2 separate regions of the Homo sapiens genome follow, and region 2 is linked to region 1. A link is a contact called in ENCODE Hi-C or POLR2A ChIA-PET data. All regions are on one chromosome and are shown on one strand. Each heading gives the region's core, a stretch centred on a gene start or an enhancer-like site at or near the end of the contact. The rest is flanking DNA. Distances are from core to core; before and after follow the strand shown.

Region 1 (6,277 bases), core at 2,223-4,722:
CTACAGCCTTTAACTCCTGGGCTCAAGAGATCCTCCAGCCTCAACCTCCTAGGTAGCTGGGGACCACAGGCAAGCACCATCATGCCCAGCTAATTTTGTTTCTTTTTTGTGGAGATAAAGTCTTACTATGTTGTCCAGGCTGACCATGAACTCCTGGCCTCAAGTGGTCCTCCAGCCTCAGCCTCCCAAAGCACTGAGATTACAAGTGTGAGTCACCTGCCCTCATCAATTCTCACAGATTTTAAACCCTAGTCTGACACTGTAAGACTAACAAGCCTTTAGACACTGCTTCATTATTCAGCACTTAATAGTTCTGTGCTCATTGTGTAATTGGAAATCAAAGGAAGCAGACAGTGAAAAATTAGGGAAAGACTTCACAAAGGAGGTGATATTCTAGCTGAAAGTTGAAACTTAGGCAACACATAGACTGACAGTAAATGAGATTTAACAGATATAAAGGAATCTGATGGGAGTACGGGTATAAGGACAGGCATGAGAAAACCTGCTGAGAAGGGAATTAACAGGAATGACTTGGGCAACTGTAAAGATCTATGACATTAATGATGGAGAATGAGATACAATCTTGGCTAAGGAAGGTGTAGTCTCATTACAGAATGTCTTAGAAGTCAGACAGAGGTATTTAAATTTGATTTTATACATACCACTTAATAACAAAGGGAAGAGACTGCATAAGATTATTCTGGCATCTATATTCAGCCATACAGAATAGACAGGCAATCAGAGATATTTGGAAAGAAACTGCAAGCTTAAAAAGAGACTGCAGGAAAAGAGAAGAAATCATCAAAGAATATAAGGTTTCTACCCTGGGAACTATAAAAATGGAGATGCCACGAAATAAACAGGGAAGCTGAGAAATAAAGGATCGAGAATGGGCAGGGGATATTTTTGGACATGCTAGATTTAAGCATATCCAAGTTGAGCTATCCTAATACTATTCTATTGCATAATATCAGGTTGAAGCCAAGGTCCAGGGTGGGAATACATGGAGTGATTCATATCAATGCCTTATATTTATTTAGGGCTTTATCACAAAAAATTCATGTATTATTAATTTTGAGTCTCAAAACCTAGAAAGGTAGAAGAACAGAAATTACCACTTTCATCTCACCAATAAATAAATTAATGCTCAGAATTGGGGCCATGCCCGGTGGCTTATGCTTGTAATCCCAGTACTTTCAGAGGCCAAAGAGGGAGGGTTGCTTGAGTCCAGGAGTTCAATATCAACCTGGGCAACATAGTGAGACCCAGTTTCTACAAAAAAAAAAAAAAAAAAAATTAGCGGGGCATAGTGATGTATGCCTGCAGTCCCAGCTACTTGGGAGGCTGAGGCAGGAGAACTGCTTGAGCCCAGGAAGTTGAGGCAGCACTGAGCCATGATCATGCCACAACACTCAGCTTGGGCAACAGAGTAAGACCCTGTCTCAGAAAAAGAGAAAAGGAAAAAAAAAAAAAAAAAAAAAGAAATGAATGCTCAGAATTAATGTAACTTGCCCCAAGTCAGCTTGTTAGCAGCAGAGCCAGGAGAATTCTGGCTCTAGATCTACCCGTCATCAAATGCTGAAAGCTTCCAAGAAGAAGAAAGCTCAAGGCTTTTCCTCCAAAAGTAGTCATTAGCACAGAGGCAACAGTTGAGGCCATGAGACTGTGTAACTAATTCTTTGAAGGAGAACAGAAAAAGAATTCCTAGCAGATACCCATAATTAATTAAAAAGTGAAAGGAAGAGAGCCTAGTAAGAGACACCAAGTTGACAAGAATATGCAACAGGGGAGGGGGAAAAAAAAATCAAAACCAGAAAAGTGCAGAGTCAGGAAAGCCAAAAATGGAGTAGGTACTCAGTGATTTTAAATGCCAAAGTTGGAAAAAGGCGCGGATTTGGCATGAAGATATCACATTGTATGTGTGAAATTTTTTTCAAAAATTTAATTCTTAAAACATTAGCGAAATTTAAAAATTCCTTTGAAATGTTTATGACTAGCAACATCCATTTGGTACATTAATAAGGGGGACTGGATTTTTCATATATTACACTTCTTCAATGTTGAAAAATTACAAAGGCTAAGAAAATAAAACATCTATTAACTAGCCTTGTAGAAAAGTAATTTGATCTTTTAAATACAGATCAACTATATATAGTTCAACATAACCAGATGAGTTATTGCACTTTTTATTTGCTAAGAAAATATTTTCAGCTTTTACCTACTCCACATTTGAGAAGTTTTTGATATACATAAACAATAGTTTACTATACTTTTTGCTGCAATCTATTTTGTCAATTCAAAGGTTCAACAAAGGAAAAGAGACAGTTATACAAAGGCAAAACTACATGCATACCCAAAGCAAAATTACATATGAAGTAATTTACCAAGTTTTAATAGTAAATGTTATTAGAAATAATATGGGCAATCTTCTGATCATATATTTAACTTCAATCTTAAGTGGGAATTAGTACGCAGAGAAAAGAGAACTATTTTATCCTTATCCTAACACGAGGGATATAAAATATTTTTAATTCAAATCAACATTAATTAGTGATATATGGAGAACACAGCACCATCTTTGCACAAATCAAGTTTTAGACCCTTGGAAATAATATTTATCTTAGAGCTTTAAAACATTTAACAGGACTGCCAATGAATTAAAAGTTTAAAAGACGCAAATGAGCAAATCAAAACAACTTGCTACTGACCTTGTTCAAGTCTGAAGAGGGTCTTTTCCAGTTTCTCCATTTCGTTCAGAAGTAAAATTCGAATCTGTTTACTGTGTCCCATTTTGGCTTCTAGAGGATTTGAAATCTTTCATAAGAATTAAAAGAACTCCACAGTCGAATGAGTTACCCCTATGAAACAAAAAGGAGTTAAAATATCGAAAATAACTATTGCCTTAAACTCTCCAGAGCTGACAGCGGCACTTACATGTTCGAAGTGTGTTTTATGCCTAGCAGAGCAATGAAAGAGAATGAATCTTATAACTATTAAGATTCGAGAAGGCAAATTAATAGTTGTTTCCTGCCTTTGAGCACAACGAATAAGACCGAAATAAAAATGCTGTATTACAGATTCTTACAATTAAAAAATTAAAAACCTAGACCATTCTCAGAGAAAAGCAATACACTTAGGAAAGCCTGAAGTCAGGGGGACATTCCCAGCCCCAAGCCACAGGGCTCTGGAGACTCCGAATGGCACTTCTGCTTACAAGAGATTAGTCTGCTCAAAGATAACAGGTGGGCAATCTCCCCATTCCCAAATTCGGGTCGCCAGCCACCAATGGGGAGATGAGAACAGAGGGAAGCAGTTGTTGCCTCTGGAATAGCTGCCGTAGACAGAAGATGTACAGAGCGAGCTATAGATAGAAAGAATGCGTTTCCCCGCGAGGCCAGCGGCATTCCTAGCACTTACGCCGAGGGAGTTATACGTGCGGCTTCTGGGGCACTGCAGGACCCGCGACTCTGGTGCTACGGTCGGGGGGAGGGGACGGGGAGAAACAGAAGGGGAAGGGCTGGCTGCCCAGCCTCGCACAGAAGCCGCAGCCCAAGGAGGGCCGGGCGCCGTGAAGGGCAAAGGGAGGGGCGGCGAGCGACCGGGGCAGCGCCGAGGCAGCTGGGTGAGAAGCAGGCAGAGTCTCAGCGACTTCGCCTCGCGCGGGTTCCTGGGCGCACCCGGTACCCAACCTGGCCGTGCGCGCACTCGCCCCAGGTGGGAGCGGACCGTACCTCTGGCCCACTTCCGGGAGGCTCGACCCGCCCGCCCCGACCGCTAGTCTCGCGAGAGCGTGGGCACCGCACCGTCTCAGTCGGCTCCGGGCCGGGGGACCTGGAGCCTGCTGCGGCTGAGGCCGGGAGCGGCGCTTTCTCCTTGCCCTGGGGAAGGTGCACCGGCCAAGGCGCGGCCTTCCTTTAACAGCCTGCGAGCTCACAGTTGCACATTAAAATCCCGCGGTACCGGCTGCGAGCTAGGTTGAGCTGCACAGTAGGATCTTTTGCTGGGAAGGGCTGAATGGTGAGGGGCAAACGACCTGGCTTCTGGTGTCTTTTGTGCCACCACGTGTTTTGTTTCTTTGTTTTGATAATTTTTACTTGGCCTAAGTTCTCAGAGTCCTGATTTCTAAGTGTCTAAAATAAGGGGCCTGGCTACAGCCTTGACATTCCAGCCAACACGTGTCCATCACTTCTAGTGCTAACAGACAGGACACATGTTCCTGAATGCAGACCCAGTAGGTAAGGTGTGGCCAGTCTGCAAACCATCGAGAGTGCAAACACCACTGATACTTAACGGTGTCCGGGTGTACCTCATGTACACTAGATAGACCCGGAGATCGTCTGAGATTAAGCTGCACTTATGTTAGGCCAGTAACTCAGAACTTTTTGCAGATGCTTAAGGAGATTTAATGCCTGAGGGTAAAGGAAAACCCATCTTCCAGGGCTTTTGGAGGGCTCCTAATGGTTATGAGAAAATGGACAGAAGATTTGGTTAACTAAGACTTGTGGCGTGTGGAGAAGATTCTTGCATTCTTTATTGTGGAATGACTGTAGGTCCAAAGAGGATATAAGTTAAAAAAAAAAACCCCATACTGAAGTATTTGTTTATTTCTGTAGATTTCTGAGAATGGCTAGTTGCAAATGGTCCGTAACTGACTTTGGGAACCCACAGCTCATTTTCTGGCCCCTACTATTTGCCAGGCACATAAGGTGCTGGGAATGCAGCAATAAAACAGTCACTGCCCTCAAGGAACTCCTACATTTTATTGGTGGGAGACAGATAAATTAAATAAATTATACAGGATATAATATATCCTATATAATAAGAAGGATATGTTATATCCTATATATAATAGGAAGGGGGAAGTGTGGAAGAGTAAGCAGAGAGAGGTTTGCATTTCTAAATATAACGTTCAGTAAAGTGATGCCAAACTGCGAGAAAGAAGAAGTCTAAGGTAGAGGGTTACATGTAGAGGTATAGGAAGTACAAAGGCCATGAGGCAGGAGCATACTTGGTGAACCGAAGAAGATCACCATAGCTGAGTGAAGAAGAGAGTGGTAAGAGATTAGGACAGACAGATGGGGCAGGAGAAGGGATCAGGAGCACAGACGGGTGACCAGATCTTTTAAGGCTTTGTAGGCCATTGCAAGGACTTGGGCTTTTAAACTTTGGAAAAAAAGCCATGGAGATTTTGAACAGAGGAGTGACATAATCTGATTGACCTTTTAAAAGGATCGCTCCGCAACTTTATGGGAAATAGTTGAATAAACTGTAGAGTGTAGCAAGGAAGGAAGCAAGGAGACCAGTTAGAAAGCTATTTTAGTTATTCAAGCAAGAGAAAGTGACTTGTGTGTGTTTTCTCTGTGTCGGGGGGTTGGGGGTGATGGGGGGGAGGTGGTATAGCAGGTGGTGTAGTTGCTGAATTCTGGACTATTTTGAAGATAGAACCTACAGGATTGGTGGAGAAAGGAGTCAAGGATGACTCCAAGGTTTTTGGCCTGAATGAGCAGAAAGCACTGTCCAATAGAAATATTAAGTGCCACATAGGTCATTTAAAATTTTCAAGTAGCCACATTAAAAAAACTTTTTTAAATACAAAAATTAGCCAGGCATGGTGGCACATGCCTGTAGTCCCAACTACTGTGGAGGCTGAGGCAGGAGAATCGCTTCAACCTGGGAGGTGGAAGTTGCAGTGAACCCAGATCATGTCACTGCACTTCAGCCTGGGTGACAGAGCGAGACTGTCTCAAAAAAAAAAAAAAAAAAAAAAGAAAAGAAAAGAAAGTTTTGAAAAAGGTAATATTAATTTTAGCAATATAATTTACTTAATATATCCAAGGCATCATTTCAACATATAACCAATAGAAAAAGTTACTTTATTTTATTTTACTTTTTGAGACAGGGTCTCATTGTCACCCAGGCTGAAGTGCAGTGGTGCAATCATGGCTCACTGCAGCCTCAACCTCCTCCCTCAGCCTTCCTCATCCATTCCCAGTAGCTGGGACTACCAAATGCATTACATTTGGTAAAAGTATTATTTCACAAAACTTCTATTTCTGTTACTTATGTTTTGGTGTACTGAGTCATGTATTCTTACTGGAAGGATTATGGTTAAAAACAAGATTGAAAGTGATTGTTCTAGATTGCATGCTGTGTAAAATGATAATTCATGATTATGAAGTGGTGCCTGGTGTTGAATCCCAGCTCTGCCACTAACTAGCTGTGAAGCTTTGCATGGTACTCAACCTCTTTGGGCCTTGGTTTTTGCAACTATAAAATG
Region 2 (6,277 bases), core at 1,332-3,831, 550 kb before region 1:
CAGCCCAACCTACTTTATATCATTCCTTGCTTCTCTTATCCCCCTATCACTCCTTGCACTTAGACCTACCCCAACACATCCATGGACATCACCAAAGTAAACATGAGAACAACCACCATTGTCCCTGGTTGGTACACGAAAGTTTTGGCAGTGTTAGCCCCATTAGCCAGAATCAAAGCTCAGAAGCTACCTGGAAAAGAAACTGTATGACTAGTGTATTTGAAACACTACAACACTGCTTTCTAAATAGAAAATTCTACTCTTCCACACTGCATGCTGTTTCTAATCTTTTTGCAGACTATTATGGTTTAGATGTAGTATAATATACCAAGACCAGCAGTGCTCGGTGACATGCTATATGACTGGATAAAGCTCCCAGCTAGAAACTTAGGGATCGGGGTTCTAGTCCTTCTCCATTAGCTGGGTTTGATCTTGGACAAGGTACTCGACCTCTCTGGGTTCAGATTCTCCAACTGAAATATGACAAAGCAGGACTGCAGAAGGGTTCTTCCTAGTGAGTGTTCTGTGGAGATACTTCACCAGTCTTGCAAAAGTGGGTCTTTTTTTTCTAATTAAGATGTTTATTTTTAAAACTAAAAGAAAACAGTAAACACAATCAAATACATTCAATATCAAATTTTACCATGCTGCAATTACCAGGCAGCCAAATAACCTCATTTTTCAAAAAATTTAAAGAATTACCTTCAGTTTCTGTATATATTCTAGTAAACATCTCATTGATTGGAAGCCTGTAGCTCTGCATGGGGAATACGTCTAAATGTGAGCCTGCTCTGTTCAGATATTTGTATAAAATGGAACACTGATAGTCCTCACTCGGGTAAATGCCAGGTGAAGCCTAGGTAGACATGTACAGAACATGCTCTCATATCAGGCACGGCAAACAATTTCAAGTCACACTCTGATAATGGATAATGTCTTCAGGGCTTTGAGTACCTCCTTTCCGATTTTTTTTTTTTTCATAATGAATGCATGCAGCTAAAAATTTTCAAGATCCAACTCTAATTAAAAATTTTCTAGTATTCCTCTTTCAAGCATATGAATTACTTCTTTTTTTTTTTTAATGGAGTTCTGCTCTTGTTGCCCAGGCTGGAGTGCAATGGCGCGATCTCGGCTCACCACAACCTCCGCCTCCCGGGTTCAAGTGATTCTCCTGCCTCAGCCTCCTGAGTAGCTGAGATTACAGGCATGTGCCACCATGCCTGGCTAATTTTGTGTTTTTAGTACAGACGGGGTTTCTCCCTGTTGGTCAGGCTGGTCTCGAACTCCCGACCTCAGGTGATCCGCCCACCTTGGCCTCCCAAAGTGCTGGGATTACAGGCATGAGCCACCGTGGCCGGCCCCATGAATTAATTCTTAACTGGAAATTATCCTGAGACTGCAAGGATGGCTGTTAAAAAAATCGTTGACACTTAGTAGCAAATACTTATATGTATAAATAAGTAGTTTCACCTATTGAGAAAAACAGAAACAATGCTGAGAGTAAAATTAACATTATTATCCACAATATTAATTTCAAATGTTTGTATGTACAGTATTAACAAAGCCCATTTCAGTTCTATATAACACACTTTGTTTTACTCAGTAACTTTAAGAAAATTAGTTAATGCTTTGCAACACTGATTCTTGCTGTTATTTTTACAATTAGTACCGACTTCATAATTTATCTTTAAGCACATCACAGGTTTTAAATTACTCCATATTAAACTTCCACAAAACTGTGGAAGTCAACCAAGACTTATTTATCAATTAAACAGTCATTCATTTCACAAACACTTATTGAACGCTTAGGATGTGTCAGACATTGTTCTAGATACTGGGGCTATTGTGGAAAATAAGACAAAGTCCTTTCCCTTAAAGGGAGAGATAATAAACTGGTAAATAAATAATTTCAAGTGCTAAAAAAAAGTACATCCCCTTAATTCAGTATATATTGTTTGAAGTAGCAAAAACCGCAATTACTTTTGCACCAACCTAAAATGAAACAAATGGATGTTAGCTTCTTCACACAGAAAGTATATGTTATTCCAAAGCTACTGATAAGATTCAGAAATTTGTGAGTAAATTACTGTAAGCATACACAGTGCATCCCTACTAAATATATAGTACTAAATGCAGTGAGTATGTATGCCTGTGTGTGCAGCTGTGTATGTGTATATAAATTTGAGAGCTTATTTACAACACAAAGGAAGTTTATTATCAGGATGCCAAAAGAAAAAAAGAAAAAAAAACTGAAAAGATTGATGCACCTTAACTTGATAAATCTTCCAGTAATGAAAAGCAAACAGCTAATTTTCCTCGCCCACAGCTAAATGAAACAGGCAAGAAAAGTTAAGAGGTGACACTGCTCTACCCATATGCAGAAGGCTAACAGAATGTCCAGTCTCAAAGAGTCTGAAATTGAAAATGCTGTATGAGTTTAAGGAGCCTGATCTGTTTCAAAGCCACCAAAAATACAAGCCTACAAAGATAAAAGACTGGCCCATTTACAGGCAACATCACAAAAGAGTTGCCTATCAAACTACAAAAGGAAGGAACTGCAAACAGGAAATTGCCCAGCCCCAGCCATGTGCCTCCCCTCCCTTCCTCTCCACTAACTTCTATAAGCAGAAGCAAACACTGCCGTTAGATTTACCAACAAGCCACAGAGAAGGATGACAGAACACTAGTAGCTGACATCTAATATATTATTGGTTCAATAAATATTTAAAGTAAATGCCTTTATTATTTTGAACCAACTTTTTGATAATTTTACCTACATTTTAAATGACATTTATTTAATCTACAGTTTTTTAATGTCAATGTAAAGTAGTTCTGAAATCAGAATTTACAGAATTGTGAGTCAAAATATAAGCAAAATAATATACTTGGTCCAAACAATAAAAACAAAAACAAAATCACAGTTAATTGTCTGGGTATATCAGTGTCCAATGATTTAAACACACACACTGTAACCACTTTTAAATAATACTGTTCTGTTAAAATTTCTGTATACTCAGCAGACGGCTTAATGTTCAAAAATCAATAGGTCCATTATCAGCAGTTCCAATTAAGCACATTTATATTCAGGTATACAGAAGTATTTAATAGAGCATTCTGACATTCTAATGAGTAACAGCAGGAAAGGTCTATGGACTTCCTAATTTTTTACAGAAACTTGGACTGATGGGCATGATTTCTAGTAGTCTGTATCTATTGAAACAAATAGACACAGATAAAATGACTTCATCTTTTTTTTTTTTTTGAGTCAGGGTCTGGGCTGGAGTGCAGTGGTGTGATCACAGCTCACTGCAACCTCAAACTCCTGGCCTCAAGCAATCCTCCAGCCTCAGTCTCCAGGTAGCTGGGTCTACAGGCTCCCACCACTGTACCTGGCTAACTTACTTTTTTAATGGAGGCTAATAGCACTTATCCACTCTAAAATGGTCTAAATATAGGAAACAAATATAAAAACACAAAGTTTTCAAACAGTTAATAAATCTATAAATAAAAACATGAGAATAATCAACCTCATTAATCAAAAAAATGATTACTAAAACAATGAGGTAGCATTTTTCACCAATTAAATTTCTAAAACTGTAATGTTCATACCCAATATGCAAAGTTTACATGAAATTGGAGATTTCACATAATACCAAATTTAGTATAAACTTGCTTAAGTATAGCAATATGCTCCAAGAGTCTTAAAAACTCTGAAATTTAAAATTATTTACCCTATTTCTGGCACTCTAAAGACAAAAATCCACGAAAAGAAACACTTATAATATAGAAAGAGATGTGTTACATTATAAAAAATTTTGAAAGAAATCTAAAATGTTAAACAATGGTATTCTCTCTAAATGAAATATTATTTGGTCACCTGAATAGCAAAATGGCAAAACATACATAGGCTAAATTTTAAAAGGCTCAAAAAACTACACTGCAATCACACCTAATAAATAATTCAGGTTTAGAACTGCGAGAGAATTTTTCCACATTTCTTCTACAATGTGGTTACTCCACTTTTTAAAGTTTTTTTAATTGTAAGGGAAAAAAACACCCCTATCTTCTCATTAGATTATCCCCTTTTCAAAACGGACATTTAAAATAAAATTAAATTAAAAATTTAAAATAACTAGTTTTCTTCCAGCCTCCCTTCACTCCCCTACCACCAGAAAAAGCATCATCACCTTCATGCTATTCTCCCTGTCTGATGGTTCCTCAGCAACCTGGCCTGCTGGGATTGACCATCTTGGAACCTCCCCTCTCTCCAGGTCTGAACCCAGCCCTCCACACCCACACCAACAGGCAGGGAGTCATTCACCTTAGTATCCTCAACTCCAGGAACAAGGCCTGTTACATGAAAATACCTCAAAAAAACATTTGTTAGATAAATTCATATTTACCCAATTGTACCTATTGCCCGCTTTAAACAATTGTTTATTGCTCACCTGTCCCACATTTTAAGCTAGGCATTGTTTATATGTATATATATTTTATTCCCTAGAACCTACCATAGTGCTAGGAAGGGCTCATAGTAGCTAAACAAAGATTTACTGAACTAATGAATACCTGACTACAGATCTCACAAATTCATTTGGTTTAAACAAAATATTCCCTTAAAATAACATCCTTGGAGAGAAATATACTCCTACCTTCCAGTGAATTATACTAAGCAATAATCAGATTAACAACCATATGAGTGTTGTTACTGAGCCAAGGAAGTATTTAAGTGAAAAATATGATGGACAAGAGGAAGATGGGCAGACAGAAAGAGGGGAAGTAGCTGTCCGATCATCAGGGAGGTAGCCCAAAGGGTCTACGCACAAAAGTGAGTGATAGGAAGTAGGAGACTGGGTCAGAAAACTTTGTGGAAGGCCACACAGCTTCCCTGCCAGGGCCACCAGACATTCCTAAGTGCATACAACGTCAGACACTGCACCGATGACACCTTTATATAAATGACCTCCTTCAGTCCTCACCGCAAGTAAAATAGGGTATTATTATGCCTATTTTAAAGATGAAAAAAACAGGAGTTTGGATAAGTTAACTTGCTCAGGGCATACAACTAACAATTGGATTCAAAGCCCAGTGAGCCTGTGGCTATGTTAAAGTCATTGCTCACAACCACTAAGCCAAATGGAGAATGGCTTCTTTGCAATTAGTCACAGACTTAGCAGTAGAGTATAACTACTTAGGTCTTAAGTGTAGTCTACAAAATAAATAGCCAACACAGACATGGTTAGACAGTCTAAAAACCTCAGGCTTGTTATTCCCAATTCAGACATGACATCTGGTTCAGGCTAGTCTCAGTTAATCCACAATGTAGACCTCTAATTTAGCAATGCAAAGACTTAACAAGTGGGTAAGGAAAGTATATAATGTGGCTACCACCTCTGTTTAAGCATCCTCCACATAACAGAAAAAAAAACTGTATTTCTTTAACTCTGAACTTAATTTTCTAAGCTATACAGTCACACTTATTTTAACATCTTCTCATACATATTATTTTCCAATTCTTCAGTCACGGTGACCTGATCCAAATTCTCCTTGACCTAGGCCTGCAAAACTGAAAACAATATAGTAACACAGGTACTAGTGAAGACTTGGTCTTTAAGCACATGGCAAGAACCTAATTAATTCATACTCATAATTTTAAAAAGCCATCTTTTTCAAACTCATATCAGAGTGTTTTAGATGCTACAATGATCTAAACATCCTAACTTCAAAACTGCACTGAGTGTTGCCCTGGAAGGGAAACACCTTTCTGACAAAGCTGGTCTCTTCTTAAATCTGAGCCTTCCATCTCAAGGAGCACAATGTCACAATGCAGGGGGTGAAGAGATGCTCTACTAGTAGAGGCATCCCTAAAATGGGTGCCTAGCATCTGCTAAGTGTCACTGTGGTCTCCAGTGCCCACATCATTCCAGCAACCCTGGCTTTAAGATCACTGAACATGATGGTCTATATCAGGGTGTCTAATCATTTAGCTTCCCTGGGCCACATTGGAAGAAGAAGAATTGTCTTGGGCCACACATAAAATACACTAACACTAAGGATAGCTGATGAGCTTTAAAAAAAAAAAAAATCTCATAATGTTTTAAGAACGTTTATGAATTTGTGTTAGGCCACATTCAAAGCCAGCCGCAGGTTAAACAAGCTTGGTCTATATTTTATCTCCTTTTTGATCCTTATGACAGCTCTATGAGAGAAAGCATAAAAAGTCTCCCCCCACTTAGATATAAGGAAATAGAAACACAAAAGCTGTGAAATACTTGAA

What was found. Hi-C counts contacts between places; a loop is a spot of excess contacts on that map. ChIA-PET counts read pairs that join two places held with the same protein, here RNA polymerase II (POLR2A). Pooled maps may share reads with other maps.
Region 2: a loop to region 1 is called in a pooled map, with 2.8 times the contacts of the local background. The contact joins the enhancer-like site here to the promoter of AGL in region 1. A Hi-C loop is called at or near these places in 3 of 50 pooled maps. POLR2A ChIA-PET finds 5 or more read pairs at or near these places in 3 of 52 experiments (B cell, Caco-2 and OCI-LY7).

The regions. Positions count from the first base shown.
Region 1 is chr1:99,847,556-99,853,832 of GRCh38, reverse strand. AGL (amylo-alpha-1,6-glucosidase and 4-alpha-glucanotransferase) reads right to left here and starts at 3,472. Exons shown (of 34, transcript NM_000642.3): 1 at 3,418-3,472; 2 at 2,709-2,858. The coding sequence starts at 2,790. RefSeq lists enhancers at 2,378-3,351, 4,002-4,151, 3,352-4,326 and a silencer at 3,502-3,821.
Region 2 is chr1:100,396,840-100,403,116 of GRCh38, reverse strand. All of the region lies in intron 4 of CDC14A (cell division cycle 14A), which reads right to left. Among named protein-coding and RNA genes, the nearest start is that of CDC14A, 47 kb to the right of the region's middle. Within about 2 kb of position 2,581, at least 12 of the 41 ENCODE cell types and tissues checked have a DNase peak (open chromatin) inside an H3K27ac peak, as active enhancers do; they include B cell, where a contact is called at or near this core.